Linked DNA regions of Homo sapiens: regions 1, 2 and 3 are each linked to region 4. A link is a loop called in an ENCODE intact Hi-C map of the cell type or tissue named here. Cell type or tissue: heart left ventricle. All regions are shown on one strand.

Evidence for each region. A loop is a pair of places that touch in the nucleus more often than their neighbours do. Peaks named below come from ENCODE experiments on the same cell type or tissue, not always from the same donor. Only the 100,000 strongest peaks of a DNase experiment are listed, where the experiment ranks them.
Region 1: it touches region 4 in a loop (2.2-fold over the local background); 24 of 110 quality-filtered maps call a loop at or near these places.
Region 2: a loop joins it to region 4, with 2.7 times the contacts of the local background. A loop is called at or near these places in 24 of 110 quality-filtered maps.
Region 3: it touches region 4 in a loop (2.0-fold over the local background); 25 of 110 quality-filtered maps call a loop at or near these places.

What each region holds. Positions count from the first base shown.
Region 1 is chr20:9,211,470-9,219,469 of GRCh38, forward strand. PLCB4 (phospholipase C beta 4) reads left to right here. Exons shown (of 40, transcript NM_001377142.1): 3 at 5,921-5,983. Among named protein-coding and RNA genes, the nearest start is that of PLCB4, 150 kb to the left of the region's middle. RefSeq lists a silencer at 7,260-7,460. In heart left ventricle, a CTCF peak has its summit at 4,275 (motif pointing right); no DNase peak of the experiment used is centred here; H3K27ac peaks cover 1,262 bases.
Region 2 is chr20:9,081,634-9,089,633 of GRCh38, forward strand. All of the region lies in intron 1 of PLCB4 (phospholipase C beta 4), which reads left to right. Among named protein-coding and RNA genes, the nearest start is that of PLCB4, 17 kb to the left of the region's middle. In heart left ventricle, no CTCF peak of the experiment used is centred here; no DNase peak of the experiment used is centred here.
Region 3 is chr20:9,220,817-9,228,816 of GRCh38, forward strand. The region is part of intron 3 of PLCB4 (phospholipase C beta 4); the gene reads left to right. Among named protein-coding and RNA genes, the nearest start is that of PLCB4, 160 kb to the left of the region's middle. In heart left ventricle, no CTCF peak of the experiment used is centred here; no DNase peak of the experiment used is centred here; H3K4me3 peaks cover 281 bases; H3K27ac peaks cover 1,451 bases.
Region 4 is chr20:9,340,309-9,348,308 of GRCh38, forward strand. The region is part of intron 7 of PLCB4 (phospholipase C beta 4); the gene reads left to right. Among named protein-coding and RNA genes, the nearest start is that of LAMP5, 170 kb to the right of the region's middle. In heart left ventricle, no CTCF peak of the experiment used is centred here; no DNase peak of the experiment used is centred here; H3K27ac peaks cover 1,697 bases.

The DNA.
Region 1 (8,000 bases), 130 kb before region 4:
TGTGCATTTTAACCAGATATGCTGGTGATTTGTATGTTAAAGTTTGAGAAGCATTGTCCTACCCCACTAGGTTCTAAACTTGGGTTATTCCTGAATCACTTTTATGGATTTGGCCAAATCTGAGTTTTACCTGAACTTATGACTCATCTTTTCCACTTAAATGTATTTGCTTAAAAAGAAAATACAACCATGATAATGATGGTAATGTGGTAACATTACTATTATAAGTAGCTGTAAATAATTATAGTTATGTACCCAATAGAAGTTATGTACCCATTCAATAGAAGAATGATTCCATTTTCTATAAATAGAAGGTAAGTGCTAATGCCCATGCATTCTACATTACCTCTCCATGTACCATTGTAAAATATCTGTATTTTAAGATGGTACATGGAAACTGTACCATTAATAATAAAGTGTAATAAACCATAAAATATCTCTTCATGGACCATTAGTGGGAGAGTGTTCCGCTTTGGGAAATAATGCTATGGTCGATTGTAAAAACGTCCACAAGGTCTTCCCCACTGTACATTCATGGCTTTGCAGTGTGCAGTGCCCCATCAAGAGGTGGGACCATTTCTCTATCTTTTGAATGTGGGCTTGACCATGTAACTAGTTTTGCCAAATGATATATTAGCCAATGCGATACAACAGAGGCTTGGAAAGTGCTTGTGCTTTGGGGCCTGCCTTCTTGCTTCTCTTGCAAACTAGAGAACACCAAAATAAGTGGTTATTGATTTAAGCTACAAAAGTTTGAAGTCTTTGTTGTACTGCACAATCTCACTGACACAACTGCTTTCCAACATTCTGTTTGCTTGCAAAACAATCATTTCCATGTTCAGTATTAAGTCAGAGTAAAATGATCTGTTTTTGTTCAACCTTGCCCAGTTACTCTTCACTTTAAAACAAAATCTGAATATTGAATATCTTGGGGGAGGACATCACATGCTAGTCTTTTTGTGTTCAGTACATATATAGATTCACTAAAACAGGCATGGCAATGTCACCTTTAAATATTTGTAGGTTTCTTCCTCCTCTGAGAAATAAAAGCTTCACCCTTGGCTAAAGTTCCCCATTGCTTTGAAATAAGACTATGTAAAACACTGTGGCATGATTAGTGGTGGTTTACAGTAAAATATTGGTGTTTTCTTATGGCTTGAAGGCAGTTCCATATGTATGCTTTTCTTTTGTCAGGGTAAAATAAAATTGGATGTTTTCCATCACAAGGAATCCCCTGAAGAATCACAATAAGACTTTTTAATATATATAAATTTTATCACTTACTGTGTTTTCTTGAAGAATGTGAGTGTTTTCTCATTTTTGGAAAAAGCTGACTGGCAAACTCACTATGTGTATTATAGCCTTTTTTTAAAAGACTGCTTTCATGAAGTATAATTTACATATCATAAAATGCACTCACTTAAAATGTACAATTCAGTGGTTTTTAGTATTAATATATTCGTGGCATTGTGCAACTATCAACACAATCTAACCTTTGAATCTTCATTACCCCAAAAAGAAATCCCATGCTGCTCCTCTAGTCATAGAGAGCCACTAGTCAGCTTTCTGTTTCTGTGGATTTGCCTGTAGTGGACATTTCATATACATGGGAACATACCATATGTGGTCTTTGTGCTTGGCTTCTCTCCGTTAGCATACTTTTTTTTTTTTTTTTTTTTTTTTTTTTTTAGACAAAGTCTCACTCTATCACCCAGGCTGGAGGGCAGTGGTGCAGTGCAATCTCGGCTCACTACAAACTCTATCTCCCAGGTTCAAGCAGTTCTCTTGCCTCAGCCTCCCAAGTAGGTGGGATCACAGGTGTGTGCCACCACACCCAGCTAATTTTTGTACTTTTAGTAGAGACAGGATTTCACTATGTTGGCTAGGCTGGTCTTGAACTCCTGACCTTAGGTGATCCACCCACCCTGGCCTCCCAAACTGTTGGGATTACAGGCGTGAGCCAACATGCCCAGCCAGCGTAATGTTTCTTTGAAGTTAATTCACGTAGTCATGTGTATCTGTGTTGCATTTTTGAATTGCTGGATAATATTCTATTATGTGAACGTACTACACGTTTTGTTAATATGTTTATCAGTTGATGGACATTGGGATTGTTTACAATTGGGCTATTATGAATAATGCTGCTATGAAATTTTACATGTAATTTTTATATGGATATATGTTTTCATTTTTTCTTGGGTTCATATCTAGGAGTGGAATTACTGGGTAATACAGTTACTTCATTTTTAACCATTTGAGCAACTGCTAGACTGTTTTCCAAAGCAGCAGCATCATTTTACATTTCCACCAGCAGTGTATGAAGTTTCCAATTTCTCTAAATTCTTGTCAACACTTGTTATGTCTTTTGATTATAGCTTTTCTAGTGGCTATGAAGCAGTATCTCATTGTGGCTTTGATTTATATTTCCCTAATGGTTAAGTATCTTTTCATGGTTGTATATCTTTTTTGGGAAATGTCTATTCAGGTCATTTGCCCATTTTTAAATTGGGTTATTTGTCTTTTTCCTGTCCAGTTCTAAGAGTTCTTACATCCTGGATAAAAGTTCTTTATCAGATTTCCTGTTCTGTGGGTTCTCTTTTCACTTTTTTGACGGTGTACTTTGAAGGACAAAAGTTTTTAAAGAGGTTCGACTTATCTTCTTTTTTCTTTTGTTCTTCATGCTTTTGGTGTCACACCTAAGAAACCATTGTTCTGGTCACAAGGATGGTGCCACCCAAGATCACAAAGATTTACTCCTATGTTATATTTACTTTTAAGAATTTTATAGTTTTACTTCTGTGATTCACTTGGAGCTAATTTTTGTCCATGTTGTGAGGTAGGAGCCTATCTTCATTCGTTTGCGTGTGAGATACCATATGTGGTCTTTGTGCCAGTTGTCCTGGCACCGTGTGTTGAATAGACTGTCTCTCCCCATTGAATGGTCTTGATACCTTTGTTGAATGAAACAGCTTTTGTTTGCATTAACACTGATACAACTCTGGGATTTGCAATTTTGTTTACCTATTATGGGAAAATATCTTTCTTCTTTGAAAGATCAAAACACGTGGGAAGACATACATAAACACCCCAGACACACACACACACACACACACACACACACACAGCCTCTGTCTCTCACACACACACTCATGCACACAGTCCCTTCTTTACCAAAGCCCCATGTAATCCCTTCATGACCCAGAATAATAGTATTTGAAAGGAAAAGTTGGTATGCTGGAGTCTTCATTCACATATTACTACAACTCCAAGTCAGTTGCAATAGTTTGGCTATGATATGCCAGTAGCTAAATAGTTCATGACAAATTGCTTATACTGCTTAACTTCTTTGTAGTTAAGTATTTCAACATTGCCTTCCCCACATGTTGCAATATCTTATATATGCCCAGAATTAGAAAGGTTTATGGAACAATGAGGCAGTTTATGTTAGATAGTTGCTAGGGAATTAAAGAAGAGAAGGGAAAACATGTGTCCAGTCTCTAAGTCTTTGATTACGAAATGACTTGGGCAGCAAGTGGTTTCTCAAAACGAGGAGCATGGTATGGCAGGATCATTAATCAATGAGCTTTTTGGGAACTCGGCCTGTTTCATAGCCTCAGGAGACATAAAAGAGTCATATAGTTTAACATTCCAGCTGTAGGTAGGCCACCTAATTATTCAGCATTCAACAAAGATTTATTGAGCATCTACTCTGTGCCAGGCGTTATGGTAGGTATTGGGGAAATACCTAGTGGTTTTCAATAACACATAATCCCTGTCTTCATGGGAGTCGTATCTTCATTATTAATACATAATTACAAATATAAATGTAAGATTGAAAATCTGGTAAATGTCATGGAAGAAGTGGCACTGTAGGGGTTAAACATGGGCGAGGGTGCCTGGGTTTGAATGCCAGTTTTGTGGGATTCTTGAATATTCAACTTCTTCATTCCCTTTTCTATAAAATGAGAGTACATACATTTTTGAGTTTTTATGTGGATTATAAATGATGATTCAATCCATGCTTAGAGCCAGCCTGCATCATAGTAAATAGTCACTAAATTAGTAAAGTCAGGGTACATGATGCTGTGTATTCCCTAATTCTGTATATTTGAAGTGGGATGTTGCTTTCTGTAGAGACTTTGGAGTGAATTGGCTTTTTTTCCATTTTAATTATAAAAATTATTTGCTTCATGGTAAAATATTACATAATGGTTAAATGTTAGGTTAAAATCAAAGACCTTACCCTTTAAAAATCTCCTTTTAGTACTGGTCCCCTAGAGGGAGCTAGAGGTAGCCACACTCAGTGTTTCTTGTTTTCCCTCCAGATGCGTTATTTGTGTATAACGATATATATGTCTGTGTATTTACATATAGATTAGTGAGGTTTGTCTTAACACAATGGAGCCATAGTATCCATATTACTACACTACTTCAGACTTTTTAAATTAATAAAATGACCTGAGAATTTGTTTCTATGTCTTTTCATATAGGTACAGATTTCCTCTCTTGTTTTTCATGGTGTAGTCTTGTATTATATGAATGTACCAACCTACCTGAGACCTTATTAAAGGACTGTGCTGTAGTCATCTCTATACATAGATCGTGACCTTCACAAATTTCAATTCAAACTTTATAGACACAGTTTTCCCAGGTGTCATCAGTTGCCTCTGCCTTCTTACCATATGGAAATGGGCTTCCCCTTACTTTTGTGTACTTCTTTTTTTTTTTGAGATGGAGTTTTTGTTTGTTTGTTTGTTTGTTTTTGTGAGATGGAGTCTCTCTCTGTCACCCAGGCTGGAGTGCAGTGGTGCCATCTCGGCTTGCTGCAAGCTTCGCCTCCCAGGTTCACGCCATTTTCCTGCCTCAGCCTCCCGAGTAGCTGGGACTACAGGCGCCTGCCACCATGCCCGGCTAATTTTTTGTATTTTTAGTAGAGACGGGGTTTCACCATGTTAGCCAGGATGGTCTTGATCTCCTGACCTCGTGATCCGCCCGCCTCGGCCTCCCAAAGTGCTGGGATTACAGGCGTGAGCCACTGCGCCCGGCCTGAGATGGAGTTTTACTCCGTTGCCCAGGCTGGAGTGCAGTGGCATGATCTTTGCTCACTGCAACCTCTGCCTCCTGGATTCAAGTGATTCTCTTGCCTCAGCCTCCTGAGTAGCTAGGATTACAGGCACGCACCACCACACTTGGCTAATTTTTGTATTTTTTTGTAGATATGGGGCTTCACCATGTTGGCCAGGCTGGCCTTGAACTCCACTCCTGAGGCAAGTGATCTGCTTGCCTTGGCCTCCCAAAGTGTTGGGATTATAGGTGTGAGCCACTGCACCCGGCCACTTTTGTGTACTTCTGACACCACCTGGAACTTTTCCTCCCACTCCACCTTGAAAAGATCCTGAAATCTAGATTTCAGCCAAATCAGAAATCCAATGTCAAATCCAGAATCAACATAAACAACTTAATAACAAAGACAATACGGAAACAGCCATAAAAAAAGACTCTCTTTGCAAATAGATGTAATTCTGTTATAAAAAGAGTTTTTTCCAATTACAGTTCATCTAAGGACATTATACTGCTAATCAGGAAAAGATAATTATATTTACTTTGAGAAGGTTTTAGATAGCCTTGTTGTTCTATTGCTGCTTAATTATTTTAATAGATTAAGAGGGTGAGTAGGATATTAGCAGCATTGTAGAGAGAGTGTATAAACTCTGTTGGCTGAGTATAGCAGTAATAATTCTGATATGATGACTGTGTGTCTGTGTCATTTGTTTGCAACTTATGCCACTAATTTTTTTTTGTTTTTCTGACGTTTTTAAATTTACATTAGATTCTGATTTTGAAGTGCAAAGGACTGTTTTTCTCCATGAAAACTCTAAAAGTCCTTTACATCGATTTGTCTTGTCTGTGTCTGTTTCAGAGGACAGTGCTGCTGTGAGTTTGACGAAGTGGACATCACCTGCAGTCAGTCCAGAGCTGCCCAGTGAGTACTTTACCGCCTGTGTGGAGAGTCTTTGGTTGTAGGTTTCTAGAACTTTCAGTCTGTAAGATGAATCCCTTCATTCTGGCTGATGCTGCTTCTGAAATGCCTCTCAAAACTGATTCACAGACATCTTCCTTGATGCGGCAGAGCATTAAGCAGGATCTCCCAGCACTTTCTAGGTTCAATTTTATTAATTTCACTACTAACCTTGGGCACTTTACCCTTTGCTAGATTTTCTACTTGCTCTCTGCAATAGTGTTGCCCGCATTTAGTAAGCATCACATGTTTTTGAAGTGATCATTGTCTACAATTCTTTCTGGGGAGAAATGTTTCTGTGACTTGTTTTCAGTCCTGTGCAGATTTTGCTTAAGAAGATTCCCACTGATGTGAAAAATCACAACTGTGTACATTATCAGCAAAAATCCTCCATTTTGGGGGAACTACCAGGGGATGATGTAAATAAATTCTTCCAGTGCTCCCCTAATGGTTCATTTTACAAACTTTTAAAGAAACGCAAAAAGGGGAACTGGAAATATCTTTATATGGCTGATTTGTTTTATTTATAAACTGTAACTTGCCAATACTTGTATTCCAGAGCCAGAATCCTAGTGAATATGAGACATGTTCTTTTATAATCCCTTGATCAAATTGCTGTTTGTTTATTTATTTATTTTTGAGACGGAATTCTCGCTCTGTCACCCAGGCTGGAGTGCAGTGGCGCAATCTCGGCTCACTGCAACCTCTGCCTCCTGGGTTCAAGCGATTCTCCTGCCTCCACTTCCTGAGTAGCATTACAGGTGCATGCCACCACGCCTGGCTAATTTTTGCATTTTTAGCAGAGACGGAGTTTCACCATGTTAGTCAGGCTGGTCTCAAACTCCTGACTTCGTGATCTGCCCACCTCGGCCTCCCAAAGTGCTGGAATTACAGGTATGAACCACCGAACCTGGCTCAAATTGCTATTTTTAAATTGCTGTTACAAGTAAAGCATTTGGACTATGTATCATTTCTTACCTTCAGGAACAAGAGGTCATTTTATAGTAATGGCGTGAACCAGCAACTTTATTGTTTCTCCTAATAGGTCCTCCTGGAGGATCTGTTCCTCTGGGCTGTTGGCATTTAATGGCTGAGTGTTTTCCTCCAGCGTTTTGCATATCATGTGAGATACTTCATTATCTTCTGGCAGTGCCCGTGGCTGATTTTCTTCCGGCCTTTCCATGAGGGGAAGGAAGAATCGCACAACCTGACACTTCTCTAAGTGATCAGTGTTTAATGATGACAAGAGATATCCAGAAAGTAGATTTATTATTGAATGTTCCTATCTATTTTTAGTCAAGTGCGCTATCTTTTACTACTCCCCAAGGATGACTCATAAACCATGTCTTAGTAGGCAAAGAGGAGTTGGGGAGTAGGAGGGACTGAATAATTCTCTCGGGACTTTAAATCAGTGTGGACACATCATCTGCTTTTCACTCCTTCATCACATTAATCTGGACTATCCACTTTCTCTGTTTAAGAGTTGTATTATCCTTAAATAGGTCATTTTTCATCAGCTGTATTTATAAATGGTTCCTATGACGAGTTATGTGCTTATTGAATATAAACACTTGATTCAAGAGTCCAAAAAAAGAACCCCAGCAGAGCTCAGAAGTTTTGTTAAATATTTTAAGTTCAAAGAAGAAATTCCTCTACATTAAGGAGTGTAAATGCCATGCATTTAATTTTACAAAGCCTTGGCTGGGCGCGGTGGCTCACGCCTGCAATCCCAGCACTTTGGGAGGCCGAGGCGGGTGGATCACAAGGTCAGGAGATTGACACCATCCTGGCTAACACAGTGAAACCCCGTCTCTACTAAAAATACGAAAAATTAGCCAGGCATGGTGGTGGGCGCCTGTAGTCCCAGCTACTCAGGAAGCTGAGGCAGGAGAATGGCATGAACCCAGGAGGCGGAGCTTGCAGTGAGCCGAGATGGCGCCACTGCACTCCAGCCTGGGCAACAGAGGGAGACTCCGAAAAA
Region 2 (8,000 bases), 260 kb before region 4:
ACTCTCTTGGGAAATGGAACAATCTGGTGCATATTAGTGACTAAGTTGATGTCTCTTAAATGAATAAATAACCAAATGCCATTATTGCAAAGCCTGCAGATTGGGTAAATTAGGAAAACAATCTGATGATTAAGCAAAAAAAAAAAAAAAGCCAAAGTTTAGTAAACCGAAGCCATCTGCAGACCTATTAAAGAAAAAAGTATTTCATGATTATTTACACTGGTCATTGAAAAGTAGCAGAATAATCAATTTGGAAATATGATAAGTAATTTGAAAATTCTATATCCATTATTTCTGGTAACAGAAATCCTGATATTGTAATCAGTATACTAGATCCAGAGGAGACATTTCCCTGAAGATAAGTTATCATTTTTTTCCTGATAGGCACATACTCATATTGTTTTTCCTATTTTATGAGTTCGATTTTAATCAAGTTATTCTTATTTTTCTTAACAGTGTGTTATAACCTGGAATTAGAAAAAAAATTTCTTATTTCAAACTTGGTTGGAAATTTAGGAACAAAATAATTTATTTAATCAGATTATTTTATTAAGTGGGACTCTTAGTAATTTAAAATGCTTTGTATTCATTTTCTTGTAGCATTTTCTTTTCAAAATGACCTGCAAGTACATCAGTGCCAAACAGAGAAAGCAAGAAAGCCATTAATTAATTGAAGGGAAATATTCTGCTGAATACAATACTGTTTTTGAAAGAACATGTTTTATAGTTCCAAAACCAGAAGGGAGCATTTTATTCGTAGTGGTTTGAATCTTGTGAAAAGAGTGTCTTTGACAGTCTTCACCAGGCCCCCCTCCCCAAGCTTGGAGCATTAATAGGACTTAAGAGGTGTTTTCTTCACATTTGGCTTCTTTTTGATTTCACAGATTTCTTTTAGCTTTGTGTCGAAAAGTGCTAAGTATGTTAATTATTAGATATATCATTATTCACATTTCAGTGCAGACAACATTTAGGAGGATTATAGTTTAGTTATTACAGCTTTTCAGAAAACACTTCATGATAGCACTTGGAAATACAGATAGAGAATATTTCCTTTTATTTAGAGACTTTTTGGACCTGTGAGGCCCTCTGAGAATCTTAAGCTTGGCCCCATTCTGTCCATTTTTCATTTCCTTTGAAAGAGTTTCAAAGTAACTGGTTAAAGTTTCTCCCCATCTGCCATAAGTAGCATAGAGGGATTTCTTGTGCAGCTACCAAAGGGAAATGAGGAAATTTAAAAGTGCAGATGATTTGGGTATTAACACATATCCTGGCAGTGGCTCTGCCAGAATCAGGCTCTCCCAAACCATTTTGTTTTATGTTAATTTTTATTTTCTCAGCTACAGTATTATAAACATGGCAGACCAACAGGTTTTCCATAAAGATTGATGATCAGGAGGAATCCACTCCTTAATTAAGAGCAGCAGATGCCTTCTGAAAACCTTCTGGAAATGTTCTACTTAATATTGAACCAAAGTGCTTCCAGCTTTGTTGGAAAGGTTAAGGCAATAATTACATGGAAGGTATGTCTCATTTGTCAACAGGGTTTTTGGTCTAGAATATCTCAAGAGCAGTTCCTGTCCATTTCCTTCTAGAGGTGACAGCAGCCTTCTTATTGCAGAAGGGTTATGGTGCAGGGAACATAAGTGCTTACCAATAACTGCTTCCTATCCTCACACAGGATACGAGACACAGGGTATGAGACCCTCAGAAAGGAAGTCTCTTTCTCTACACACACACACACTCATACACACACACACACACACCGCAGGTGCTTGAGCCACACTGTGGAATGGGATACATAAGAAATGGAGCCAATTCTTTGATATTTTTGTCTTTACTGGATGGCTTTGCAATATTTTAAAAATGTTGAAACTTCCAGGATTCTTTAACACCGGGCCCCTAACCCATTATTTATTAGGCTTAGGCATTGTGCCCTGGGCCTTCAGAATACAATCCCATTTCATTCTCTCAGCAATTCTGCAGGTTAGGTATAATTACGACCATTCGATACTAAGAAAACTGAGTGATTACAGCACTTACTGAGGGTCACATGGTTCATCAGTGGTATAGACAAGTTTCAAAATAAGGTTGACCTGACCTGAATCTGAATGGCTGCATCTGTGACCATACAGGCACAGAGGAAAGGCCATATGAGGACACGGGAGAAGGTAGCAGTCGTCAAGCCAAAGAGAGAGGTCTCAGGAGAAACCATGCTTGCTGGCACTGGCACCTTGATCTTGAACTTCTAGCCTCTGGAACTGTGACAAAATAAATTTCTGTTGTTTAAGCTAGTCAGTCTATGGTATTTAGTTATGGCAGTCCTAGAAACCTAATACAGTGGAGGGTTTCTTTTACATGCAGATGAAAGCAGTCCTTGTGATACAGAAACAAAGTATTACAGACCAAAAATATCAGAATAATAATTTTGGCATTTGAACACATGTTCCTAATTTCAAAAGGTGATTTTTTTCTTGAGTTGGTTTAGTTTAGAGAGTATTTGCTTTCACTGAGCTTTCATAAGAGTTAATTTGTTTACAGGCAGAGATGAGATAAATCATGTCTTTCTTTAGCCTGTTTCTTTATCTGTTTCTTTTTTTCTACATGAATTGCACATACTTCTTTAAGGAGTCTTATAATTAAAACATGTTAAATGAGCTCAAATCTTTTTCCATAATTAGGAACTTGAATCATTGCCTAATTTGTAATTTGATAAGTAATGTGTATTTGTTGAATTTTTCTGCTATCAATGTAAGTCCTGGGGTAATTTTCTAAAACAAAATAAAAATGGTTTTGGCTCTGTTTTCTTAACATATTAACAGTAGTCTAGGAAATATTTTAATTTCTCTTTAGTTAGTTGGTGCTTTCTCTTTGTAATTTTTTTTTTTGTGTGGGGAATAAATTATCATAAGACATTCATTAAGTGCATTGTAGTGTTTTGCTTAATTTGGTGCCTGTCAGGAAAAAACCCAGCAGCACAATGGAGGTGCTATGAATGAGTTATTTTATTTATTAATTTCAATCTAAATTTATCACCAATGGAGAAATAAAATATTTGTAGAATTGAGGTTATAAAACAGCAAACATAACTGCTGAATGATTTATATTCAGTACATTCTTTAATATAAAGATTGGATATAAAGACATCTTCAATATAAAGCATGACATTGATTTGCTTTAAATAAAAAAAGAATATATTTTCACAAGGTCAGGAGATTGAGACCATCCTGGCTAACACAGTGAAACCCCGTCTCTACTGAAAATACAAAAAAATTAGCCGGGCGTGGTGGCGTGCGCCTGTTGTCCCAGCTGCTGGGGAGGCTGAGACAGGAGAATGGCGTGAACCCGGGAGGTGGAGCTTGCAGTGAGCTGAGATTGTGCCACTGCACTCCAGCCTGGGTGACAGAGCAAGACTCCATCTCAAAAAAAAAAAAAAAAGAATATATTACTTTTTCTTTTTCCAATATTATTACTTGAGTGAGCTTTTTAAACAGTATGGTGCTATTTTATTAGTTAGGTAATGCATACATTTGATTAAGTGTGATATATTTTGTTTAAAATACTATTCAGAACCTGACATAGCTACAGCATAGAATGGGGTCACATAATAAAGGTTCTTCTCCTTTACATATGTGCGTGAACTTTCAGTGAGTCACATGAAATGACCACTGGTTTGGTCATTTGAGTTTATTTGAATACATTAGTTATGAGCTATTTAGTTCTTTCAAGCAGTCATAATTCATTCTCAAATTTTAAATCAGACATGTACTGTAGCTAGCACGTAGTAGGCTTTTAAATGTGTCCTAAAACTAATATGTAAGATGAGGACATGGGCCACAAACTGTTATTTTGCTTTCCTTCCTTATTTCATGGTTTTGTATATCTTATTTTGGATTTGTATGCATTCTGCTGCTTCTAAAATTAGTATCTAAGCAATGCATTTTTTAACATTAATTATCAAGTTTTGTCTTACTTTTAAATTCTGCCTTATATAAGGCAGCATAAGTGGGCATTACTGCCTTGCTGACACCTACTTTCCTGGGGTGAAATATATTGACCTTGACTGTAACCTTGACATTTAAGATAGTTGACTAGACTCTGAAAAGAGAAAGACCAGCGTGATTGTAAATCACACCTATTTGTATAACATCCTCAATTACGTAATAAAAATAATCCAGAAAATTGCCAAGATACTTGAACATATTATACGGGGATTGGTCTTAGAAGCACAGACTTACCCATGGGAATTAGTTCATTTTCTGAAGAGTCCTTCACCAAACTGAAAGTTGAGTTTACAGTCCTGAGAATGTGATGCCTCTTTGGTTATTATAACCACAAAACAGTGGAATGGCTGTTTCTTCCTTTAAGCAAAATGATATGTTTAAACTCTTTTTTTGAGGGATGATTTAAAATGTGTTAATTATGTGGCTTCATTTGGAATATAAGAGATGATATAAATTAAATTATCACTGAAATTTTTACCCTGCCTGCCTCACTCACTTTGACCTTAGGACCTTACAAAGAGTGAGAAAAAGCCATCATGATGAGAAAAAGTGATCATCTCAAACTCGTGTATGTAGATGAAAAAGGATATATGTTTCTGTGTGAGGATCCCATGTAGAAATACCTTTATAAAGTTACTTGCAACTACAGCATCGGTATATTGGGAAGGAAATGAACATTTTTTGAAGTGTCTTGTGAAGGTCAGGAACTCCTCTAGGGACTCTCCTTTGGGAGGAAGTTTAGCAAAATGGTTGTGAGCGTGTATGATGTGCATTGTGGGGTCCTGGCTTTGCTACTGAGAAGCCGAGTGACCTTGGTCAAGTCATTGACCTCGTCCTCCTTATCATCATTTTTTATATCTATCCTGTGAGATAGGTGGCAGTATCCTCATTCTACAGAAAAAGAAACTGAGGCCCATTTAAGTAACTTGTTCAGGGCCACATAACTAGCAAGTTGTAGCGCCTCAGCTGGAGTCAGACCCTGCTCAGGATTCTACCCTCTTCTACCCCTTCCATGTGGTCTTCCCCTCCTTCCAAGGCTGTGTTTGCCTAGCTACCAAGTTGACAGTTTTGATCAAATAGGTTGGTTGCTTTCATGTTGAATGAGCTCAGATTAGGAGCACCGATCATAGGGAAAAGGTTTCGAAAAGGAAATTGGGAGAAGTGACTTATAGCTGGCCATTGCCCTAGCTGATTATGTGTTCTTGAGCAAGTCATTTCACATCACCGGTTTAAATGAAGGGCTTAGGCTTCTAGAACTATTTCTTTTATATTTACCCTTTTATCATCATGAAGTGTTTCTCTTTGTCTCTAGTAATCCTCTGTGTGGAAGTCTATTTTGTCTTATTAATATAGCCAGTTCAACATTATTTTGCTTACTGTTTGCATGATATAACTTTTTTCATCCTTCCAACTTATTTGTGTGTTTCCGTTTAAAATGTGTCTCTTTGTAGAGAGCATATAGTTGATTCTTGCTTTTAAAAAAATCTATTCCGATAATCTTTGCCATATAGATGGAATGTTTAGTCCATTTACATTTAAAGTTGTTGACATAATTATATTCTGTGGTTAACATTTTATGAAATATATTACATTTGCATTTTGATATTTCTATATCTTCTCAGTTTTCTTTCAGATTTAACTTTATGGAAAAAAGTCACAAGACTTATTTTATACTATACATAGTATACTATACATAGGTTGTATACATAGTATAATTGGTTTGTTGGATGGGCCACACTTAGTGAGACATAAACAGAAAATAGCTTTATTCTCTCCTCTCCTGTACTTTGAATGATTTTTTTTGGCAGATCCTATAGCTTTTCAGTCATTTTACAGTATTGGAACAACCTAATTTTCAAATATTAGAAAAACATAGTACAATGTAAATCAAAACTTCCATTTTCCCATCCAGTTTGTAGCTTCTCCCCTTTTTTCATTCTTAGGCTTGAGCCCAGGCTTAGTGATCAGCAGTAGGGAAGAAAAGGAATTCCTGGTTTAACTCTCCTCTCTTCCTCTCCTACACATTATCTGGCTCCTCCAGAGTTGACACGGGGGACATAAAAGGGGCCAAGGCTATTGCACGTAGCAGGTGCTGTTTGTTTTCAAGGCCAGTTCTTTCTCATACACACCCTGATGGATTTTTTGGAGAGCCCTTGCAGGTCCATTGGCATCATGCCATTATTTGCTTTGAGCACTGCAATATCAGCTCCTCATATTCCAGTGGAAGATCACTGGAGTGTCTCTGTGTCCTTGTCCAGGCAGCCCACTCAGATGGAGGCTTTTCAGGATCATTCAAACATGACAACCTTCCATAGTATTCACAAGGTCCACAGGAAAACTCTCATCTTAACACCATCAGACCCCGAGGGCACAGCCTGCTTCTACTTCTACTGGGGCTCTGTTGCCTTGCAGATGGCATCAGCCAGCCAATCTGATGCACAAGCCATGGTTTCTGCACTGAAGCAGGCATCCAGGCAGGGAATAGAATATCAGCCTCTGTCATTGCAGATAGCCTCAATTTATTATGGCTTTTCTTTTCTTTTCTTTTTTTTTTTTTTTTTTGCCTTCCTTATGAGGTGTTAGAGAGAGAAGGAAAGGGATCTGTTGAATTTTCTTTGAAGAGTTTGCTGCAGTGCAGTTCTTCTCATACACAGACTCTTGGAGGTGATCTCTGGACTGGCTTGGCCATGTGTAGCAAGTCCTGTGGACATATACAAGGAACTCATCATATCACCTTTGGCATTGAAACATTAGCAGAAAATTGAAACAATATTCCCTTTTCTCATCATTAGAAGAATTTAGAGATCACTGGCTTAATAGTAAGATGCACAGATAAGTGTTAAACCTTCAGCTACATTTATAATTCGTGAACTGCCACACTCTGTAAGCTCCTACCTTCACAGTAATGAGAAATACTAAGTACCAAATAAATGCTTAATGAATCAAGTCATGGTGATTGCAGGATATTGGTCTCTGGGAAAGGTAAAGGTGACCAATATAATAAGAGGAATGAGGTTGCTAATCTGTAAAATTCTTTACTGATTTGGTTAAACAATGGGTCACTTAAGTGGAAAAAAATAGAATTCAAAACTACTGTTAGCCTTGTCAAACTAGTTGGTCAGGTTGGCCTATATAAAACCTGAAACTGGATTGACAGGCACTTCTGCTGGAAATCTCTAAACAGTACAGATCATATAGGTATATTCATAAATGTATATATATGTAAATGTGTACTTTTTTGAGGAATATATATATACTTTTGCATATATATGCAGACATATAAATATGTATTTTATAGACTAATATAACTGTCAGAGAAATGACATAATGATGTCATATAATATATAAAATATAAAAATATACTTTAAGAGTTGGCAAATAATAAATAGCACAGATAAAGGAGAATGGTTTGGAACAAGAAACAGGTAATTTCCCCTAATTTTTGGAGCAGAAATAGATGAATATGAAATGTATATATCAGTTCATTAGTTAGCTTATTTCAAAGTACAAAATAGCCTTAAAAGATTTAATGTGATTTTGTACCAGAATTTATAGGTGACAATATGATAAGAAGTTACTTTAAAGTTATAAATTTAATTTTGACTAGTTAATTATCAATATATTTAAAAATATATTAACATGTGCTTTATCCTAATTAAAAGGAGATTATATCTCAGTAGTGTCTAAGATTTTTAAAAATAACTTTGGTACTTATAAAATATGTGATTATGTAAAAAATATTGGAAAATAACTTAAAAGCACAAAGAAGAAGGGAAGAAGGCAAAACTACCTTTAATCTAATTATAATAGGTGGTAACCAATATAGGCCAGAATGAGAAACACCAGATTGCTTTTTGTTTATTGATACATTTTTTCCATGAGTGACAAAAATTGGTCTTTTCATGGTAGAACTTCCTTTGATCTATATTTAATCAGCTCACTTAATTTTCTGTTTAAAACTAATAATTCCTTTCATGGCTAGACTTTGTATGTAGGAAG
Region 3 (8,000 bases), 120 kb before region 4:
TCTTGATCTAAGATCTGTGGCCTAGGGTTGCTGCAGTGCTCTATAGGAATGAGGATCCTTCTTATTACCCTGTAAATACTTTAGTTATTTCAAACTCTTGAGTGTTACAGAAGCTCTTATCCATGGTACAACAATAGCAAGCACAAAAACCTGTGGTTTCTTTCACATTTTCTTAGAGCACATTCATGCATGCCAAGAGTCGTGAGATGAGCTCTCCAGAAGCAGACTGAGAAGAGGATTTCTGCACAAGTGGTTTATCAAGGCAGGGCTCCCAGGAGAAACTAGTGAGTGGGGGAAGGGAAGGGAAAGGGAAGAAGCCAAGCAGGGAGATGATTCAAGCAATGTGCCTGCCCCAGCCTGATCCTGGGGGCAGAGTTGGGGGGTGCAGTGGGCCGCTCTGGAACATAATTGCTCCCTAGAGTCTGTTCCACATCAAGGCAATGGAGCTGGGCTTTTCCACTCCTGCATCAGTCACTGACTGTGGGCAGGTAAGAGAGGGCTATAAACTTCCAAGCACCTCTGCTGTCTTCATCTGCATGTGAAGCAGCTTCGGTGGTTGAAGAAGGTTTTTCTTAAGAAATGTTGGTACCATCCCTTAGCAGCAAAGCACACAAAAGCCGGGAAAGGGCACACAAGACGATTAAAGGGACCCAGTGTTATCTGGGCAGGACACTAGAGTGTCTGCTTTACCAATCCACATTCCATCTTCCTCCTTGCCTCACTCCTGCGGGCACATTTTTAATCCTTAGCCCATTTCCTGGTGTAGGTTAAGCACTTTCAGAGGCTGCATAGGATTATTTTTCCTCCTCTGAGAATGGAGTCAGCTACTGGTTCAAAGAGCTAAGTCCTAAAGTAATTGCAGTGTTGGGAGACACCTAGGTAATTTTCAGTGAGTAGAATTTCTACATATATTAGAGTTTTAGAAATAGAAAACTTGACATTTCAAAGCTTTCCTTAGTAAAATCATGGATAATGATTTCAGTGCCCTGAAAGAAGAGGTGAGGATGTCATGTGATTGTATGATTGGAGATTATTCTTACTAGGAACATTTCCAGGCACACAGGTTAACTTCATTATTCTTCATTCTCATCTCTTTTAGCCATCCTTTATTTTATTTCCTAATAGTTCACCTTTGCCTTTGGAAGTATTTTCTTTTCATAAGCTTTTAAGGGAAATATATAGTGTTTCTTGGGCACCTTCTATTTATTTATTTTATTTTGTTTTATTTTATTTTATTTTATTTTATTTTATTTTATTTTATTTTATTTTATTTTATTTTATTTTATTTTATTTTGACAGGGTCTGGTTCTGTTGCCTAGGCTGGAGTGCAGTGGCTTGACATAGCTCACTGCACCCTGGAACTCCTGGGCTCAAGTTATCCTCCTGCCTCAACCTCCTAAGAGGCTGGGACTACAAGTATGCACTACCATACCTGGCTAATTTGTAAAATTTTTTTTGTAGAGATGGGGTCTAGCTATGTTGACGAGGCTGGTTTGGAGTTCCTGACCTCAAGTGATCCTTCCAACTTAGCCTTTCAAAGCGCCAGGATGACAGGCATGAGCTACTGTGCCCAGCCCTCTTGGGTGCCTTCGATTCAGTACAGCACAAAATTTCATGATTGTTCACCTGATGTCCTAGACCAGCCAACACTGTCCAATAGAAATATTACGTGAACAACATAGAACATTTTGAATTTTCTTGTAGCTTCATTAAGACAGCGAAAAGAAAGAGGTTACAGCAGCCTAAACTGGAGGCTGGAATGTCCAAAATCACAGGTGAAATTAATTTTAGTTACATATTTAACTTAGCATATCCAAATAATTATTTCAACATTTAATCAATGTAAACATTATGGAGGTTTTACCTTTTTTTGTCCACTGAATATTTTGTACTTAAAACGGCTTTCAAGACTAGCCATATTTCAGTGCTCAAAAGCAACATTTGGCTCGTGGTACCATATTGGCCAGTGCAACTTTAGAATATTATAGAGAAACTCTGGTAAAAGGCCTTATTCTGTTTGAATAAGACTCTTAGTCAGTGCTTCTGAATCTCCCAGCTTGGTAACACTACTCAGTAAGGAAATGAGGCAGCACCGTGGTCCAGAGAGAGTGAGCTGATCTGTCCTTGAGGTGCTATTGCTACTTCCATTTTTGGATTTAGTGCCCTGTTGTACATGAATTAGGATTAAAACATTTAGGTTTGGCAGCTCAGATGTCACTGATAACCTTCAAAGGTCACTTAGAAGATAGTGGGCCTTGAATGGAGGGTAGAAAGTAGAAAAATTTTAAAGAGGAAAGGGAGGGAATTTCAATGGGAAAAAAATCTATATATGTATATCGTGTGTTTTGGGGGAGGATTCTAGAAAAGTTTGGGTATAATACTTTTATGCAAACTCATGGGGCTGGAGTGTTACATATACAATGAGAAAGGTATAGTTAGTGGCCAAACTGATACCAGACTCAAAGAGTCGAATTTTGCAGTACATGAAATGAGATATCACCATGATATAGTATATACGTTGGGACCTATTCTGGTTATTTATTGTTGTGTAAGAAGTCACTTGAAGATATAGTGGCTGCAAACAACAGCAGTCACCTTTTTACCTCTCAGTTTTTCTGTGGTCAGGAGTTAGGGAAGGGCCCGGCTGTGCATTTCTGGCTTGAGTTCTTTCATGCAGTTGCAGTCAGGTGGCAGCTGACGCTGGAAGAGCAGGCAGCTGGTATGGCTCAGCGTTTCTTCCTCCTCACCCAGTCTCATGTGGTCTTTTCTATGTGGTCTCTCTTCATGGGCAGCTTTATTCTCATAGCATGGCAGCTTCAGAGCAGGGGGACAGCCTGCCTGGGCTTCAGTGTGATTATTCTGTCCAACCAGGTGGAAGCAGCATTGCTTTATGACTTGGCCTTGGAAGTCATGCATGGTCACGTCTATCACATTACAGTAGTCCTCTCTTATCTGTAGGGGTTACGTCCCAAGACCCGCAGTAGATGCTTGAAACTGTGTTAAGTACTGAATTTTATATATGTTACATTTCTTCTATCTGATAATCAAGATAACTACTAGTGGCCAATGAGTGGGTAGCTAGAGTGTACAGCATGGATAAGCTAGACAAAAGGATGCTTCTGGATGTGAGAGATTGCATTGTGTTCCTCAGAATGGGATACAATTTAAAGCTTATGAATTATCTCGGGAATTTTCCATTTCGTACTTTTGGACTGTGGTTGACCTTGGGTACCTGAAATCATGGAAAGCAAAATGGCGTCTGCCCAGTTTCAAAGGGAAGAGACTTATGAGTTCAACTCTCAGAGACAGGAGTGTTGAAGTCACAATGTGCGAAGATAATATTGCAACTATTTTTGGGCAATATCATCTGCCTCAGGGACCCTCTCCATTGCCACTCCTGTACCCATCTTGCTCTCTTGAGCTGTGCTCTGGGAGCGCTGTGGTATGAGCACAGCTTTCATTCCCGGGCACCCTTCTATACAGTGGCTCTCTCTTCTCTCCTTACCCAGTAAGCTGGACTGGACAGTCCTTAACAAAATGTGAAGTCTTCTGCTTAGGCACTAAATGGCCAACCCTGGCCCTCTGTTTATTTTTCATTATCTTCCTTCTTTATTGTTAGAGGCCTTCCCAAGCAGTGGGCAAACACCAACCCCAGCTGTTCTCCTCTCATTTTTTAATTTGTGGAGCAATTGAGAGAGAGGAGAGAGAAAGAGCAAAAACAAAAAGGAGGAAGAATTTTCTAACCCCTTACTGGTCTTACTGAAAAGACTTGTCTTACCTTTTCCACCTAAGGATGTCATCTCCAGAAGACAGAATTCTTCGGTTTGGCCAACTGCCAGGTTTTTCTCACCATCTTTCCATTTCTAGGTTGATTCTCCTTTGCTCTGTCTCTTGCTGTCCCTGGCCAACTGGGTTTCTCTTCCCAAGGTGATTAGAAGGAAAGGGGAAAAGCATGGGGCCAACACCATGACCTTTGAGAGAGAACTTTCCTAACAGTTGCTAAGCTCAACATTCTACCAAATACTGTTCGCCCTGGTTTTCATAGGAAAATCCCTCTCCTTTGCCACAATCTCATCTTTACCTCAACATGGGCTCTGAAACTAGGTGCATAGTGAGCATTGACTTGCTTTCTTTTCCCTCCTTTCTTTTGTGAAGTCATACTTTCAACTGGAAAAGATTGAAATGCCAGCTGTGTAAGAGTTTAGGTGAAGCATGCTGAGTTCTGCAACTTATTTACTATGAAATGGATTAAAAAATGCTGATGGATGGATAGACCGATGAATGAAGGGCTAGATATTCAAAAAAGCTAGTAGCATAAAGTGTTCATTGTAGAATCTAGCTGGTAAGTATATGGGTATACTACCCATATATATCACATAGTATATACTTACGCTGTATAAATATACATAATATTAATTTTTTTCAACTTTGTAAAAGAAAAAGTTAGAGAAGAGAAGCATTAACCATAAATTATAGTAGTGGGATACATTTGAAAACAAAATGTTCATTTCCTACTTAACAAATGCTTAAGGCTTGTCTTGGTTTTCAGGTGAACTTTTTAAAAGGTTGTATTAGCATTGTTAATTGTTCTACCTTCAGTTTACCTTCAAGGTTTAAGGGACCTGGAAAAGATGTAACAGTCGAGTCTAGAAAAATAGTCTAAAATTCTAGCCGTTGCCCTTAGATTTTGTAGTTTCTTTGAGCTTGTCACATATTGCTTGTGAGTATGCTATTGAAGTCATTGTATTACGGTTGTTTTTCTGTGTCATTTCCTGAGGGCCTTTGTGGTGGCAATAGTAAGAACTTATTCCAAAGATAGGATTTCTTGTTTCCTCACCTGTTCCACACACTCCCATGTTAAATTGGGCATTCTGAATCTTTTCCAGAACTGAAATATGGATTTTTTCCCCTGCATTGGGCATGTTTGCTTTGTTTTATCTGCTTCTATAAGAGAGAGGGAACAATATAAATCCAGTTCAGCTCCCTGGATTATTTTTTGATATATCAATAAAATGTTTAAAGTTATTGGAAATTGTTGCATTTGAAAAGTTCTTAACTATTTTACTTTTCTGAAATGAAAAGAAGAGCAGGCATCTTGTCTTTGCTGTCCTCAGGTGGGAAAGGGCAGCTTGCTGAGGACTGAAGACTAAAATAAACCCTCCCAGGAGAGGAACCGGCCGGTGACCTTGGCTGCAACCACCTTGCAGATCAGCTGCTTCATTCCTTTCCATATTTTGTGGCCTGTGGGGGGAATCAAGTGTCACAAAAGCAGGAAGAGAGCAGTTTGAGGAAGACTCCAGAGGCACTGCTGGTAAAAGTGCTGACGTGATCTCCTGACCCTTTCCGTATGGCTGGAGGACTGGTGGTTTTATAGTGACCATTCAGGTAGCTGGGAGGAGGCAATCCTCCTGTGAAAAATAAGCTGTAAGAAACTGTTGCAACAGTTGTGTTTTTTTATACTCCTCATGTAATAATAAAGCGGTCTAGAATTTGGATAGATGCCGTTACATTTTTGCATTGGAGGTATGTTAAAGAGCCCATACTGAGCTAATAGAAAAATAGAAGTTAACTCACTCTTCTGAGCAAGTAGAAGTTTATTGAAAAACTGAATGATTTTGGTGATTTTTAAATTTGTCACCTGGCTGGATACATCACAGTGTGGTGGGAAGAATGTGAGCTCTGAAACCTGGGACCTGGGTTGTCCCATCTGTAAAATGAGCACAGTATTACCTTTTTCATTGGTTTTGGAAGTATTGACAGGGAGATGGTGAATCTATAGGACTTTTCTTATTGCAGATACTGAGAATCTTCGTCCCCATTTTCCTTCCTTTCCTATAGATGCTGATATTATAAAACAAGATTTTCATGAGGCTCAGAACTAATTTCTAATGAATTCACTTATTCCTCCTCTTCTGTGGGCTTCTGCTCTTTCTTCTGTACAAGTAGAAAGGAATTAAGAGTCTGCAAGGCACCGATGTTGAGGAGCTCACTGTATCACATTATTCTCATTTTGGGACCCTTTTCCTACCTAATAGTGCTCTGTCCCTGGGACTTTACACAGTGACATTTCTGTGGATTCTAATCATTTTACCTTCCCATTAGCAACAGCAAGTGTTCTGATTTCTTTCCATCCTCACCAACACTAATTTTTTGTTTTTTTTGTTTGTTTTTTTTAAATTAGAGCTTTCTTAGTAGGTATGAAATGGTACCTCCTTGTGGTTTTGCTTTATATTCCCTAATGACTGATGCTATTGTTCACCTTTTCACTTGCTTGCTGATCATTTATACCTCTTCTCTGCCCTTTGCCCATTTTTTAAGTGGGTTGTCTGCTTTTTTGATGTTGTTGAATTCATTGTAAGACTTTTTTTTTTTATATGTACTGGGCACTTGATCCTTTTCAGATATATGACTTGAAGATATTTTCTCCCATTCTGTAGACTGTCTTTTCATTTTCTTGATAACATCTTTTGATACACAAAAGTTTTTAATTTGACAGTCAAATGTATCTATTTTTTCTTTTTTTCCCACTTTTCTTGTCATATGTTAGATCCCTTCATATTTTGTTGTTATATTTAAGAATCCAAGTTTATGAAGAATTACCCTAAGATTTACACCCTGTGTTTTCTTCTATCAGTTTTATGATTTTTAGCCCTTATATTTAAGTCATAGAGCCATCCTGAATATGATGTGAGGTAGGGGTCTAATTTCATTAATTCGCATGTAGATATCCAGTTGCCCCAGCACCATTTATTGAAGAAACTATTCTTTCCAAGATTGAATCATCTTGGCACCCTTGTCAGGAGTCTATTGGCTGTAGATTTGTGGGTTTATTTCTTGATTCTAAATTCCATTGCATTGTTCTGTATGCCTATACTTATGTCACTGACACACTGTTTTTATTACTGTGTCTTTTGTAGTAAGTTTTGAATTCAGGAAATGTGAGTCCTCTAGCTTTGTTCTTTCCCATTATTATTTTGGCTACTTGGGGGGCTCCTCTTGAAGGAAGAGTTTTATTTTATAAATAAAAATGTAATACTTTTATTATTGTTTTGTCCTGCAGTGATTTTTCAACTATGGTATTATAGCTCAGGAGAAAGCAACTCCAGTAAATAATCATGTGATTGCATATGGGGTTATTATAGGCATGCTACAATCCAAGGGCTTCTTTTGCTTAAAGTTTTACATTCTAGAAGCCCTGGAAACCTTGATGAGAACTACATCAGTGGTATTCAAAGCAAAGCCAGCGCACAGACTGCTAAGTTAAAGCTGCTTGTTAGAATTCCAAGGGGCCATATTCCAGCAGCCTTTTGGAAAAGAGCAAATGTATGAGCTTCTCATTTGCAGTGATAACTAGACACTGTCCTGATTTATGCATATGTTTGCCTGTACTAGTTATTGCCTTCAATTATAGAAGCAATTTTGAAAACAACTTTCTCTTATGTAAAAGAAAGCTGTGATACAGGCATCAAAATCAGGAAAAAAATCAGAATTGTGATGAGAGAGAGTAAGGAAGAAGGCAGGTGATTTTCCTGGGATAAGTCACATTTGTTTCCAGTATGTTTGACCTCTAGACCATTCCTTTTTGAGTAGAGGAGACTATGTAGGATTTTCCTTTTGGAAAGAACTTTTGTCTGTGGATCCTTAGCAACTACTCTTTAAGCACTTCCAGATGGTCTTTAAAGTCCTCATCTAATGGAAGCTGAGAGATTGTTCCTGGGGGTTAGGGGGTGGATAGAAAAGGGCTTTAACTACTGGATACCTTGACAATGGGAAGCTATAAGAAGGAGACACATGTATTTTTCAGCTGACCCTCATCAAAATACAATTAGAAGTAGGTACATATGTGTGTTTATGTGTATATGTGTGTTTATGTGTATATGTATTAGACACTGCTGAGCCTAGAGCACTGAGTGAAACACTTCAGTAACTATAATGGGAGAACTTCTTGGATTAGACAAACTAAAGGAGGAAGAAAGAAATGGGCTAGGGCAGAAGGCCCA
Region 4 (8,000 bases):
TGGTCCTCATTCCAGAAGTACAGACCCCTCCTGGGAGCTTGTTACACATTTGAGTCTCAGGCCCACCCAGATGTTCTGATCCTGAATCTTCATTTTTGACAAGATGCTCCAGGTGACTCGGATGTGTGGTGAAGTTTGAGAACTCCTGTTTTGTAGCTCTGGAGGCAGAAGTGGATGCTCGATGTCACATAAGAGTGTTTGGTTCTGTCCTTATTGTGGTGGTTTTATGCTATCGTTCAGGTCACCTCACTTTGGGAGAACAGATTTTGCAGTGCCTTCAAGTTCTTTTATTACTCTTCTGAGATCAACTCCTTCTCTAATTACCAATTCATATTACAAGAAACAGGATGATGCAGTATGAGCTCAAGTATTGGGGCTTTGGGGCCACATTGCCTGGGTTCAAATCCTTGCTCGTCCCCTTCCCAGCTATGTGAAGCAGATATACGCTGGACCTCTCTGTGCCTCATTTTCTTCATCTGTAAAATGGGAACAGTACTAGAATATCTGCTCTTAGGATGATTGTGAGGCTTACATGAGTTATGACGTGGGAAGCACTTTGTGTACTGCCTTTCTTATTGAAAGCCCTTAATATGTGTTAGCTATTAGGATGACAGAGGCCAAGAATTTTAGAGTTCGAAATGGACCTTAGGAAGGGCTTCTCACCTCATTTTTCAGATGAGAAAAATGAAGCTAGAGAGGTAAAGGAACTCTGAGACCACACAGCAAGCTGGGCCAGAGTCCAACCTAAAACCAGGTCTTCTCATGCCCTATATGCTGCACCCACTTTGCTCTGTGCCCTGAGCAAATACAGTCCTGGGGAGATGGCTCAAATCAGTAAATCCCATAATGTTTTTGCTTTCCATAATTTGGTTGCTGTTAGTCTTGGCCCATTCTAAGAACCACGTTCTGAAACATACCCTTGAGTAGATTATGGATGTGTACTGTTGGCCCTTGAACAATGTGGGGGTTAGAGCTACCATACCCCTGTGCAGTCGAAAATCCATGTATAACTTTTGACTCCCCCAAAACTTAATAGCCTACTGTTAACTGAAAGACTTATGATAATATTAACAGTCAATTCACATACTTTTTGTATGGTATATGTATTACCTATTGTATTCTTACAATAAAGTAAGCTAGAGAAAAAGCAAATGTTAATAAGAAAATCATAAGGAAGAAAAAATATATTATTCATGAATTGAAAGTGGATCATCATAAAAGTCTTTATCCTCATCATCCTCACGTTGAGTAAGCAGAGGAGGAAGAAGAGGAAGAGGTTGGTCTTGGTGTCTCAGGGGTGGCAGAGGTGGAGGAGGTGGAAGTGGAGTCAGGAGAGGCAGGCACATTGGTGTAACTTTTACTGAAAAAAAATCCATGTATAAGTGGGCCCACATAGTTCAAACCCATGTTGTTCCATGACCAGTGATATATGTTTGAGGGTTGGGGGTGGGGGGATGTATACTTCAAGGGAAGATTTGAAGGTTTTCTCCTAGTATTATTGCCATTGAAATTTAAGAGCAGCTAGCCAGTTAAGAACTAAAAAATAATTCTGTATTGGATTTTTTATTCAAACTCAATACTATTTGAGCCTGCTCTTACTGAAGAAACTAAGTGTTTCAGCTTCTGGGAACTATTACATCGAATTTCATTAATAGCATAATATATAAATAAATATAAATCTCATTGTCCAAACTGGACAGTGCATTGTCCTTTCGGTTGATTGACACTGGAGAAAATATTGAGTACATTTTTCCACCAAATATACCTGCATGTGGATACTCTTGCCCCCTTCCTTATCTCAAAACTTAAAATAACCATATTTACCACCTTCAGCATTGACAACATTTTCTCCATCACCACCGTTTTATTTCTATTCCTCTATATGTGTTTCTATTCCTAATAGAACACACAAGCCATCAAAGTGAAAGTCTTTATATGAAATACACATAGATATAATTACCTCAGTTCGAAATGATGGCAGGATACATAAATCAAATTGGGCCAATGAGAAATGTAGAGATTTCCCAGGGTACATGAAATAGTGTTTGTGACTCACTGAGTGGTTCTACTCAAACGTGAGTATAGCCTAGGAGCCTAGAATCAGGGGGCCATGAAATATACTAACAGCCCTCTTACTTAGCCCATGCAATGAGAAGGTGCATTTTTGGTCAGTTTATCACAAAAGTCAATTCGAGCAAGTAATCATTTTTTAAAATTAATTCATATATACCTTAAACACTGTAACTTAAGGCATATAAATGTTGTTCTATTGTTGACTAATCTTTTAATGTTAGGGACAAGCCTTTTCATTAATTGTGGATCTGTTGCGTGGCTTTTATGTTTTGGGGTTTTTTTTTTTTTTCCCCCTGTACTTTACTCTGAATGCCTCAGATAGCCAGTTTGGTTTCTTTAAGGTGGATCTGAGACTAAGGACACTCATTGGGCAGAGTGCAATGGAATGCAAAATCCTACAGTTCTGTGACTTTTTTCCCTAATCTTTTAGTTATCTTGTCTACATGGAATTTGAGAAAAATATTTTTGGCAACTTGCCTTTAAAGAAATCTTCCCAAAATATTCAGCTAGAGAAACAACAATGCCCTTTCTTTCCACAAGATCGTGTCATTGGTTTACGCAATTTTTATGACAACTGACAATAAATAGGTTTGAAAACAAAAGTAACCCATGGTAGACATGTAAGGTGAGAGTAAAAGAGTACAAAATATTGGAAAGTGGCTTGCTGGCTGGGAGAGTCCAGCACTCCCTGGGCAATCTGTGTATTTTGTTTGTCTTATAAACACCTGATGAGTCTTGGTCTGACAAGTGAAATGTAAGTTAAGTGAGTTTCTAGTACAGAACTTGCTTATGAGTATCCTATGAGATTCATGAGTCTTTTTTTTTTTAATTCCTAGGCTCTTATTACACTTAAGATCTGACCATTTGGAATAATTCACTTAACCCAACATTTAATCTAGGCAAAAGGGTAAACTTTGAACTTAGTGTCTTTTATACCAAGGACCATGTTCCATGTGGAGGAAGCTTTCCTGACTTTCAGCAAGCCATTTTCCCTTCTGTATTCTTCTACTTCTCAAAGAGGGTCTCTGATAGTTTTTTTTTCATATTCAAGTGGGTGCTTTAAGAGTCAATAAAATATTATCTGAAACCTGAGTTTCTCAGGGTTGAATTTTAAATAAATACAAAATACTTTCCAGTGCATATGACTCTGAAAATATGATTGTGCTTTTTTCAGTAAAAGATAACAGCATTGTTAAGAGACACCTTGGTAGCTCACCTTGTCTTTTCTTCAGCTTCTCTCTCTGCTTTGAGAGTAAATACGTTTGTGTTGCCACTCTTACCTATTTAGGAGATTTGTGCTCAGTTCTATATACCTTTCTCCTCTACCGGTAAGTCCCAAATCAAAGCTTTCAACTCTTCTCACCTGCTTCTCCCACAGTCATTTTCATCTCAACAAATGTGCTCTCAGTTGCAGAGACCATTCTCAGTTGCAGAGACCATGAACACCTTCCTCTTGTGTCCTATGTTAGTCTGTTCACAAATACTGTTTGCTCTACCCTCAGCAGGTATCCAGAATCCAGCTGCTCCTCACCAACGTCATCACGACACAGTGGCCCAGGCCAATGGTCCAGGCCAATATCATTTCTTCCCTATTGTGCCCCAAGAGGTATCTAACTGGTCTCTTTTCCTTAGCCTTGCCCATTTTGGTCTAGTCTAAAAACAGCAGCTGGAGGGATGTTTTTAAAATGTAATTCAGATCACATCACTCCACTGCTCAGAACCCTCCAAGGCCCTGCTAGATATCATCCCCACCTCCCTTCCCCTTTCTACCTTAATCTCTCTCTTTCCTCCTACGCATTTTCTTCCAGCCTCTGGGACTTGGCATTTGCTGTTCCTTCTGTCTGTATCGTGCTCTTTCCCAGTTACACACAGAGCTTTCTCCCCCACAGCCCTCACGTGTCTGCTGGAAAATTGTCTTAGCAGGAGCTCCCCATTTCACCAGCCTTCGGCACTTCCTCACTCCTTTTCCTGCTCTGTGTTTCTTCTTAGCACGACTTACTTACCATAATATCCATTTATTCATTTATTTTCTTCCTCTGTCTGCAGGACGGCACTGTTCTGTTCACTGCTGTATCTGCAACATCTAGAACTGTCAGTGCCCGACACTTAGTGAGTGCTCAATAAAAACCTATTCTATTGAGGTATTTATGTTGACTAAATGAATTCCAACCCAAGTGATAAAGGTGTATAAACCTTAATGTTGTGCAACTCAAGTTTGTACAGTTCAGTTGTTAGAACAGACAGGAAGATGATCCTTTGACAACAAGACTGAGAAAATGTGATTCAATGATAGTCTAAAGGAAAGACAGAACTCTGGGATCCCGTGTGTTATTTTTAGAGCCACATTTCAGGATGTAATAGCGCTGCTGCTAAGAATCCATGACGAGACTGGAGGTTTTGACCCTGGTGTCCTGGCCTCTTTCCAGTTTGGATCATTATGTCCTGCTTACCTAAATCCTTCCTGTCGTTACAGTTAGAGAATTTAGCTTTCATTTCCTCTCCTAAACAACTGCCTGTTAAAAAGAATTACTAACAAATTGCTGTCATATTTACCCCAAACCTAGTACACCTTTCGCTAATAGGCGAGTCTTATACATCATAAAGCTTAAAACAGTTAAGAATAAATGCAGCCTACTAAAAAAAAACAAAAACAAAAAATTTACCCAGTGTGATGGCAGATGCCTGTAATCCCAGCTACACCAGAGGCTGAGTCAGGAGAACTGCTTGAACCCAGGAGGTGGAGGTTGCAGTGAGCCGAGATTGCACCACTGCACTCCAGCCTGGGCGACAAGAGTGAAACTCCATCTCAAAAAAAGAATAAATACAGCCAAATGAAGGTATTTTCCCATTTTTTTCTAAACTGAAATAAAGCTCTTTTTTTTTTCCTGGAATCATTCTCATCTTTTTGCTCACTGTTTTACAAGGCACTATAGAAATAATTGAATATGAGCATTCTAATAAGTTAATTTCATTAGAAAAGCAACTTTAGTTCCTCTCATGTTTTCTTTTGTTTTTTCCTCGCTCAGAATACAACTAGCTTGGAAGGATTTTGGTGTCTAGCAAAGTTGAAGGCAGTTCAGATGTCTTTCATTAATAAGTTACAGCTGGCACTGCACAGCAAACTGAAATCACAGTCACTAGACGTAAGATGGAAATGCAGGCCTCATTCAACATCTCCATAAATAAATCTGTTATTCTATACCAAGTTGAATTTTCCTTTGATTACAAAAAATAAGCTGTTATTATGACGTTCAAAATGCAAATATTGGGATTGAGTTTAGACCAGACTGCTCATTATACTTTATGCAGGTTTGTAAATATTTGGCAAACTTCATAAATTATGCCTTGTAATCAAGTCATCAAATAAGCATGTAAATAACTACTATAGAAATTAAATTACAAAAATATTATGTATTCTTTTGTGTACAAAAAGATAAAGTCAGGTTATTTGTTACCAGTAATAAAATATTATTTTAACAAATTGGGCTGAAAGTCAAAATTGCTTTGCTAAACTTGAATTGTGTTGAGTGAAAGACTTACTGCAATGGTTCCAGAAGAAGGAATTTATTCTTTGTTTCACTAAAAAAAAAATTGATTCTCTATTTAAATTGAGTCCTCCTGGCTTTGCTAACATCCTGCAAAGCCTCCAAGCCCTGCAACCAGTTCCTCTACTGATATTTAACCACAGCATTACCCCAAGGGATCAGAGGCTTCAGCCTCGTCTGGGGACTTCTTAGAAAGGCTATTGCATTTCTTAAAATTCAGTTTTAATTATACTGTATAGGCCAGTGGCTCTCAATACCTGAGAACTTATTAGAGATGCAGATTCCCAGGCCCTGCCCCACCCTACTGAATCAGAAAGCTAGGATTTCAGCGGCCTTCCAAGTGATTCTTATGCACACTCAAGTTAGAGAATCACTGCTAAGCAGAAAAGCTCAATCACTAACATTTATATCCTGCTTTACTTGCAGAGGCCTTAAAGAACTTACATTAACTTAGTGGTCTGATGCCCAGGCTCAACTGAGCTGATGCCTGCTGAATACTAAAGCAGCTAAATTGTAAATCTGAACTGCCTATTGATCACCCAAACCCCAGTATACTAATTAATAAAAGCTTCTTCACCACATTGCTTCAACAGTTTTTGAGGCTCAAATGTGGGATGAGTGTGTAGGTCTCTGTGTTAATTTTTGTTTTGTTTTGGGTTTCTTTAACGTTTCCAAGACTGAAAGTTGACATTTTCTTGTTAATTGTTTTTCTTGAAGCTCTTCTGAGTTCATTGGAAACAAATCAATGAGGGGGGGCATTAAGCTGTCCGGAGTGCAGAGCTGTGAATCAGAACAAATAATTGAGTGCATATTCTTAAGTTTAAATGTCCCATCCCACCTAAGAGTTTTCTTTTTGCCAAATAAGGATAATGGGTTTTATTGTTATTTCTATTGCTGGGTTGAGTTTACGGACCACCAGTCTCTGCCTTACATGGGCTGTGGTCATCAGAGAATCTGTGGAGCTGGTGAAATCAGTCTCCTGGGGCCTCCCATGACCACCTTTTTCCTCTGTGGCTCCTTCTTCCTTGCCTGCCAGTTCTCATTTGCTCTTGCAAGACCATCTCTCCTAGCAGCTGCTACCTCAGTGTCTCATCCGTGATGGCGCTCTCTGAACTCTGAATTATTTATTTGTGCATCACCAAAAGTGATAGTTCCTTTAGACCAGATTTTGTGAACTCAGATGCCTGTGGGAGCCAGGGAAATGATGTGAATAGCTGAAAACATGTCAGGCAAAGACAAATACGGGAGGGTGTGGACTTTAGCAAGTTGGAGTGCACATACGCTGTTGAGGGGGGCACTTTCACTTATTTCCAGCTAGTTTTCCAACTACCAAAACATGGGCCTGAGGTTTCTAGATTGTTTTCATGTCCATTTAATACTAACGTGGATTTTTTACATGAAATCTCTTGATATTAAAATGTTGGCAACTCATTTTTTAAACATTGTGCAAAATGACAAACATGTCTGTGGATCATTTAGAACCATAGCTATAGACATCAGGCACCATGTAGCATTAACACACTTGCACTAAAGTGAATGCTAATATTGACTTATTGTGTTCACCTTATTGGCATTTTAAATGAAAGATACCTGTTTGTTCCTTTATTTCTTCATTCAGCTATTCATCCAGGAATATTTTTTTGATGAAACCTGAACTTGGACAAATCATTTCAATTATATTAATCTTTTTAATCCTCATTTGTTAAAGAAAGGAATTGCACCATGTGTCCTTTGAAGTCACTTTCTCTTATAAGACTTAAGGAAGGACTGGCTGGGCATGGTGGCTCACACCTGTAATCCCAGCAGTTTGGGAGGCTGAGGCAGGTGGATCATGAGGTCAAGAGATCGAGACCATCCTGGCTAACATGGTGAAACCCTGTCTCTACTAAATACAAAAATTAGCCAGGCGTGGTGGCCCATGCCTGTAGTTCCAGCTACTCAGGAGACTGAGGCAGGAGAATCGCTTGAACCCAAGAGGTGGAGGTTGTAGTGAGCCAAGATCACGCCACTGCACTCCAGCGTGGCAACAGAGTGAGACTCCATCTCAAAAACAAAACAAACAAACAAAAAAACTTAAGGAAGCACTCTCTTTGCAAAATAAAGTGTACCAGGAGCCAAGGATGGTCCAGGTTAGTTGCTTTGACAGGACACTTGTGTACACATGGAAATCCCTAGATAAGCTTAACCTGGACTACATCATCATGACACCAGGAGTCAGCTACTAGGATAGGAGGCTTTGTGGTTGGAGAGGTGACAGAAGTCATTCTGGGTACTTCCTGTGGACATTAAAGGTTGAGAGATCCTGAGATAGAATGCAAGAAAATCAGTTGTTCTCGGCTTCAATCAGTTACACAAGAAGGAAAGATCTGAGAAACATTCAGT